2 separate regions of the Homo sapiens genome follow, and region 1 is linked to region 2. A link is an interaction called in ENCODE POLR2A ChIA-PET data of the cell type or tissue named here. Cell type or tissue: HepG2. All regions are shown on one strand.

Region 1 (4,000 bases), 160 kb before region 2:
CGAGCCAGAGTGGAGCCTGGGAAAGTAGTGCCTGCACATATGGGGGATTTCATTACCAGGAAAGAAGGAACGAGTGAACGTTGGGATAGATATTTATCTGGCAGTCCACCACATTAGAATTGCTGCTGGCACTGATGTTCTCAGGAAAAAAAATCTGGGAAATTGCCCCAGGCCTGACACTGGAGTTAAGCATTAACTCAGGGAGGTGGCACGGAATCAGAGTTTGGAGATGTCACACTGTGGGCAAACCACCTCTCTGGCCTCCATGTGCTCACATCTGGAATAAAGGTTAGGAGTATGTGATTGTTCTCTAAGGTTTTTCCCGCTGATGTCTTTTAAGTGTGTACGTTGATGAGTCAGTTATAAGAATCATGCGACTCCTGTCTCTTCTTCTCCTCCCTTCACCCAGACTGTGCAGAAGACATAAGGTGCAGAAGACAGCCCTGAGGCTCGTAAATATACAAAAAGCTGTAAACCTGAGAACCTTAGACAGCTGAGTACCTTCCCCTCCTCTCCTTTCCTACACATTCTGACAGGGTGGGCTGTGATGAGTGACATGTCAAGGGCTTTGGGATTGGGGAGACAGGATCATTGGATCCTTGAATTGGGGGCTGGCAGAGCAATCCTAGGGTTAAGGGACAGGACGATGACTGAGGGAGGCAGCCAGTGAAGGGTTCAGAACCACACTGGAAGCTTGATGAGCACGCTCTCAGCTGGCAGCCCCTACTCAGGGATGCGGGGCAGGCTGTCCCCTTTGTCCAGCTCCCCTGAAGACGGCTCTTTTGGAAGAGATGTTTTCCTTCCAGGAGCTCGCTCTCTCCCCTCTGTCGGAATCCAAATGCTAGCAGGTGGACGATGCAGCATGAGGGCCCCTCACCACTTAGGGCACCTTCTGGACTCAAAATCCTGCATGAGACCCTCTTCCAGAAGGAGGTTTCGGGACCACAGTGACAGGGTAGAGTCAGTAAGTCCTGGTGAAAAGGAAACACCATTTTTTCTTCCAGACTACTCTTAATACTTCTTAACCGCCAAATGTGTGGGGTTTGTTCTCATACCAAGCGATTTGCAGTGGACACCCACCGGGTGTCCTACCCTTCAACTCAATTCTCACACTGTTTGGAGTTAGCACACAGCCTACAGGGAGTGCACACACCCCTCAGTCCCACAACACTGCCCCCACTTCAGATGCCAGTGCTTCAGAAGTTGTCACCTGTGCTTCTGACTGACCAGATTTAAATCGGGAGTTCCCACCAGCCCATTCTCAGGTTTGAAGATTTGCTAGAACAGCTCACAGGACTCAGGAAAACAGACGACCAGCTTATGGTAAAAGGATACAACTCAGAAGCAGCCAGATGGAAAAGATGCCTGAGACAAGGTGTGGGGAGGGGCACAGAGCCCCCATGCCCCCCTCCCAGCACTTCCATGAGTTCAGCCTGGAAGCTCCTCAGGCCCCATCCTTTGGGGTTTGGGTTTTTATGAAGACTTCATTTATAGGCATGATTCATTAAGTCATCAGTCATTGGTGATGAAATCAACCTCCAGTCCCTCTCCCCTCTGTGGACGTGGGTAGTGGGCATAAGGCTGAAAGTCCCAAGTCTCTAGTCACTGGTTGGTTCCCCTGGCAACCAGCTCCCATCCTGAGGCTATCCAGGAGCTGCCAGTACCAGTCATCTCATTAGCATACAAGAAGTCACTCATCATTTTGGAGGTTCCAAGGCTTTCAGGAACTTTGTGCCAAGAAAAAGCAGAGATCAAATACGTGTTTCTCATTATGCCACACCTGGGTTCAGGATCCTGGCTCTGCCAATTTCCAGGTATGTGACCTCAGTTAAACTACCTGGTCTCTCTGAGCCTTTGTTCCTCATTGTAAGATTTCACTGACCACATACATAACATGTTCTGTGGACTGCGCATAGCAGTTGGCATAAAGAAGGCTGATGACAAAAGTGAGCCCCACTTTTCCTCCTCCTCCAGCTCGGAGCAGTCTCGCACATCCCACAGCCACCCTAACAGGGAGCAAGGCTCGTTGGTGCTGCCGGGGCTCACGCTTGGTGTCAGAAAAGGCAGAGATGATGAGTGCAAATGCGAGCTCTGGAGCCTGCAGTCCTCCACTGTGGAGTGGGGTGACAACGACCAAGGCACCTGGTTTCTCTACACCTTGGCTTCCTTGTCTGTAAAACAGGACGTCTACAAGTGCCTGCCTTATGGAGTTAATGAGCTAATGCACGTAAACACTTTGAAAGATGGCTGGCACACAAATGCCCAGTAAACTTCAACTAATAGTATGATCACCACCACCACAGTCACCCCAGGTCTGACCTAGTGTGGCGTGCAAAATACCCCTCATATTCTTCCTGCAGGTTTCCCTGTTGGGAGGCACCCTGGAGCTCAGTTTTTTCTTTTTCATCCTCTCTAGGGACAAGACATTGGTCTCTGGGATGAATGGGAGGAGCCTCTACTATTGACACAGCCACAGCAAACAATGCATGAACTTTGCTGGAGCAAAGAAGGGTGTGGGCCTGTTGGGAGAGGCAGGTGCCAGCAAGAGATGCTGAGTACCCCGCCCCTCTTTCCTTACCACTGTGCTGGACAAACAGCCATCTGGAGCAGACTTTCTACTTTCAAAGAACTCATGGTCTAGAATGAGCTTTATCTGGAAAAGGACATGCATCCTTTGGGATTTGGAGGTGGGGTGAAAAATCTCTAAGAAGGCTCAAGTGCTCTGAAACCACATGTTCCATAGAGTTCCTGTTTCCTAAAAATATATATTTCCAGAGGTTCTTATTTGAGAGGTCTTCTTTTTTCTTTTTCTTTTCCTTTCTTTTTTTTTTTTTTTTCATTTTGAGATGGAATCTCGCTCTGTTACCCAGGCTGGAGTGCAGTGGCATGATCTCAACTCACTACAAGCTCTGCTTCTCAGGTTCAAGTGATTCTCTTGCCTCAACCTCCTGAGTAGCTGGGATTACAGGCGTGCGCCACCATGCCAGGCTAATTTTTAAATTTTTAGTAGAGACGGGGTTTTGCCATATTGTCCAGGCTGGTCTCAAACTCCTGACCTCAAATGATCCACCCACCTTGGCCTCCCAAAATGCTGGGATTACAGGTGTGAGCCACTGTACCCCGCCAGCCCTTCTTTTTTCTAAAGTGAGTAAAGTTTTACCAAATCTCAACTGGCTGGGATGCACAGAAAGTAGTGAGCAAGGTTGGCAGGAGGAGAGGGGAGAAAGTTGGGGGCCATTTCCCTAGAGAGATCTGGCATCTATCAGCTGTACACAGCCATCTAGGGCTCAGTGTTTGCCAGTGTCTGAGTTCTGGGCTGTCTCTGTTGGTTATTCAGGTACAGAATGCTCATTTTCCCCCTGCTCCCTCTGTCCTTTCTGTCCTCCCTTATTTCTTCCCTTCATTCAACAGACCCTTGTTGATTGCACAAATGTCTCAGTTTCCCTGAATTTGTGCAAAAACCTATTAATTTATTCTTTCAATGAATATTTGTTAAATGAATGAGTGAGTGGATGTTTGAATGAATGAATTTTAGCACCCTCAGCTGGGAGTAAGCTCACCTCTTGAGTCCCCTCTCTCCAGTGGCAGGTTGGCTCACCATCCCAGGGAGCCTGCATTTTACTGGAGAGGGTACCTATGGTGACCCTCTGCCCCATCTCCAGTGCTCTTGAGTGGAAGCCCCTCCGCAGTCCTGCCCCAACCCCCACTCTCTCCTGTCTCACCTTTCTCTCTTCTCCACGCAGCGCCCCTGCTCCAGACAAGTAACATCACTCCTTCTCTTGTGCCTTTGGGCCTCTCCTTCCCACTGTCTAGAATGCAGGCAGCTCTATGGGCACCCGGCAAAATTCTCTCTCCTTTCAAGGCCCAGCATTTTCAGTGTAGCTTTTCCTGATCCCTACAACTGAAAGTGACTTTTTTTGCCTGCCTGCATCTCTCATACACCTTTCCTGGATTTATCCCATTCCACCATTCATGATCACTTATGCTTGTCTTATCCACT
Region 2 (4,000 bases):
ACCCATAGGAGGTCTCATACCAGGAGGTGGGCCCATCATGCCTGCAAGAGAAAAGCCCCAAGAATATAGCTCAAGTGTCTATCTTGAAAAGGTAGCAAAAAAACTACAAAGCTTTCCACCAAGTTCTGAGATAGATGGACCATTCCACCCTCTCAGCAGCTCCCAGAAAACTGACATTTGAGCCTAACACCCAGGGCTCCCAATGGCTCTTGTCCACCTAGTCTCATCAGTCAGCCACGCTGGATCTCAGAGTAATCCTGCTTAATTATACAAACTCATCATCAGCTTCAGTCAAGGTTATATCTCATCATTAATCCAGCTAAGGCATCTTCTATCAATTAGCACTGGTCTCCTTATGGGCTCCTCACCTGGAGGGGGTGCTCCTCGGCCCATAGGTGGGGGAGGACCCCCACGGCCAGGTGGGTACTGGGTTGGAGCCCCGGCAATACTGGCTGTGGCAGCAGCTGCAGCGGCTGCAACAGTACCTCTTCCTTGTGGGGTCATCACCTAAGAGGACATAAGAAGAAAGAGTTAGAAGAGTACAGTACAATGCAGCTTCCCACTCTCCTCCCCAACTTGGGGAAGGACAGTGGGAAATAACAGACACCAAATCCCTTAATGCTACAACTCTCAGCACCAGACTTCCCATCCAAAACCACATGTCGGGAAAGATCAAGCTTGAATGCCCAACTCCCATCTTCTAGACCTGAATGTAAGCATGTCCAATCCAAGTGAGAGAAGGCAACTGCATTTTCAAATATGACTCATGATTTCAAATGCTGTCATGGAAATATTTTCCTTAAATACAGTTGGCTAATTCGTACATCTCTTTAATAGCATCAACATAATTTACAATGGCAACTTATCCTTTTCACTTGCTTCTAGGGCCATGTATAAACCACAGTGAAACACTGATAGTCTGACAATCACAGGTTGGTCACTCTGGACCCTTTTAAAACTATGGACCCTCCCCTTTATCCTTTATTTTAGCCACCAGGAGGTGGTACCCTTTCCCCAACTCCTCACCTGTTGGGATGGCCCGCCAACCCCACGGACTGGCCCAGCAAGTCCTGCAGGAGCCTGGGGCATGGGAACCCCAGCTGGGATTCCTCTGCCAGCAGCCCTGCCGATCCCTGGGCCCCCGGCAGCTCCAGCAAGTGGAACTCGAGCAATACCAGTCTGAAAAATAAACAAATATGCTCTGATGCCCAGTGATCTGAAGATCAGAAGTATACTTTGGAATATCATTGCCAAGAGAGCCCCTCGAAATAGCTTATAAATACTATCGAAATAGCTTATAAATACTACCTCTCCATGTGTGCCAACACCATTCTTCCTCCATCCAAGACTATGAGTTATCCCTGAAGCAGGGTAGAACTTAAGAGTAAGTCTAGAGAAACATGCCACAACTCAACCACCTATATGCACTCCTGTGAAAGTTAAACCAAGAGCAAAGGGCCAGGGTTCCACTCAGGGTTCAGCAGGCAAGGCATTAAAGGGACATGAGATCCATTCCCAGCTGATTCTAATCCGCTAGGTGACAATGGACAAATAATCCCACAATCCCGGGCTGAGTTGCCTTATCTGCAAATGACATGGTTATGGTACAACTGGTTGTGATCACAAAGGTTTATGATGGGTTATGTTAGACCAGCCAATTCTACTGGAAGTAGGTACTAAGAGATTTGAATATGTACATGGACTTTGAACCAAGATATGCTAACATCCCTTGCAGACATTTTTAACTGGAAAAGGCAAAAACGTAAAAATCTCCAAAAAAGAAAATGATTAGGATAAACTACTCTGTACTCATTTGAGAAAATCTCAGTCATTAACTTGACTTTAAAAGTGTTGAGCAACTAGAAAAATGTTAACATTAAGTGAAAACACAGAACAACATAATATATGCCCACTATGTGTTAAGTACAAAAAAATCCAGATAATATATGTGGATTTTTAAAAAGTTAAAAGGATTATTCTCTTTTGATTAAAATAACGTCTTGGCAGGGCGTGGTGGCTCACATCTGTAATCCCCGCTACTCGGGAGGCTGAGGCAGGAGAATCACTTGAACCCGGGAGGCAGAGGTTGCAATAAGCCAAGATCGTGCCACTGCACTCCAGCCTGGCGACAGAGCGAGACTCCATCTAAAAATCTAAAAAAAAAAAAAAAAAAAACCCTTCAAATGAAAAAGGGAAAGGGAAAACAAATTTGACTAGGTCTCTAAAGCCTGCTCTATTTCTATGTGTAGCTTGGTGTTTACAGAATCAAGACTGTCTGAGATCAAATGTCAGTTTCACCACTTAGTGGCTGTGGCACCTTGGGCAAGTTACTAAGCCCTGGTTTATTCTATTTATAAGATGAGAATTTATCTCTAAAGAGACCTAAAGGATCAAATAAAATACTGAAGTGGTTGGCGCAAGGTAGATTCTCAGTAACTATGAACTGTAACTGTACAAAACAAAATACACACATTTCCTATTGTTTCGGAGTTACAACTTTTTAAGGTCTACCTAGGCTTTGTCGTCACATTAAGAACTGACCCAGATGGCTTCAGGTGCTTCCTCCACTGACTCACTATGTACATCAACTGAGAAACAGGTAGAGCTTTAAAGTCTGAGATACCCAAATTCTAGTTCCCCTTTTCCACTTCTTTCTTGCAGGGTAACCTCTTTTTTTTTTTTTTGTCTTTTTTTTTTTCTTCCTTTTTCTGGAGAATGGGGTCTCGCTATATTGCCCAGGCAGGTCTCGAACTCCTGGGCTCAAGCTATCCTCCCGCCTCTTGCCTCCCTGAGAGCTGGGATTACAGATGTGAGCCACCGCGCCCGGCCTCTTGCAGGGTAACCTCTTTAAGATTTCATTTATTATCTGAAAAAGGGGGCAAAATCCAGAGGATGCCTGTGAGAACTGCAATGAAACAGAATCTAACACAGAGCCTGGCTCACAGTAGGGCCTCCCCTCCTCCACAAGGCTTCCTGCTCTGACTTACATCTTTGGGAGGAGGTCCCTCTACTGTCATTGAGACCAGATTCTCCCCTCGCAGCAGCACCAGACCGAGGACTCGCTTCTCTTCCCTTTCTGCTTGTTTGGAGTTCTTTGGCCTAAAGAGAGGTTTAGAAGGAACAAAAAAAGTGTTAGAGGTGGGTAAAGTTCACCTGCCTAGTGGCCTCCAAGATTTGCTTATACTGCATCTCCTAACAAACAGTACACAAACTTTCCCAAGATAGCCCTCCTGGATAGTCTCTACAGGCTGAACACATAACCTCTTAGGTGGCTATCTACCTGTTTCCTACCATGCCAAGAGGACACACTGACCAAGAGATAGGACAAGGTCAACAAAGCCCAGCCCGGGCCCAAATGCTATTCCACAGCAACCGTGAAGGCCCTTCCCTCAGCCAAGTCTTCTTTCTTAGGACCCTATTCCCTCCCTTCAGCTTAAGGTCTTGCCAACATCAGGAGGCTGCCTAAACAATTCCAATCAAATGACTCCCACCCACCTCACTTACGTGCAGTGTCCTTCTAATATCAATTCAACCTCACAGGCCTATAATTCTGCCCCTCATCTTACATCAGAAATAGGAGAAGCCATAGAAGGAAAAGGTTAAGAGAAATTTCACATACACAGAAATTGAAATTTCATATCTGTTCCTCAAAAGCATAAAAACAGAAACCCCCAAAAAGCAACAACCAGAAAAAGATGAACAAAATATAAATGTGAAGTAGGAAAAATAACTGCAACAGGATAGGAAAGTGGGGAAAAAAGCTAAAGCTAGATCCTAAAAATAAAGGGGAAAAAATAGCCTGATTTAAAAAAAGAACTCAAAAGATTTTGTTTTGATATTTTACAGTATATTAACTGGTTGTCTGTGGATGGACAGTTTTTCCCTTTTTTGGCTCACATTTTCTTATTTTTTAAAATAATAACCATGTATTGTCCTTTCATAATTAGAAAAAAACCCTTCGGGGTATTTTAGTTTCTATTCATAGACTTCTTTGTATTTT

Evidence for each region. Peaks named below come from ENCODE experiments on the same cell type or tissue, not always from the same donor. Only the 100,000 strongest peaks of a DNase experiment are listed, where the experiment ranks them.
Region 1: POLR2A ChIA-PET joins it to region 2 with 5 read pairs; 7 of 35 experiments call an interaction of 5 or more read pairs at or near these places.

Annotation. Positions count from the first base shown.
Region 1 is chr20:2,303,652-2,307,651 of GRCh38, forward strand. All of the region lies in intron 1 of TGM3 (transglutaminase 3), which reads left to right. Among named protein-coding and RNA genes, the nearest start is that of TGM3, 9.7 kb to the left of the region's middle. In HepG2, no CTCF peak of the experiment used is centred here; a DNase peak (open chromatin) is centred at 2,460.
Region 2 is chr20:2,462,721-2,466,720 of GRCh38, forward strand. SNRPB (small nuclear ribonucleoprotein polypeptides B and B1) reads right to left here. Exons shown (of 7, transcript NM_003091.4): 3 at 2,988-3,099; 4 at 1,027-1,179; 5 at 369-507; 6 at 1-41. SNORD119 (small nucleolar RNA, C/D box 119) reads right to left here and starts at 327; the gene lies at 232-327. In HepG2, no CTCF peak of the experiment used is centred here; no DNase peak of the experiment used is centred here.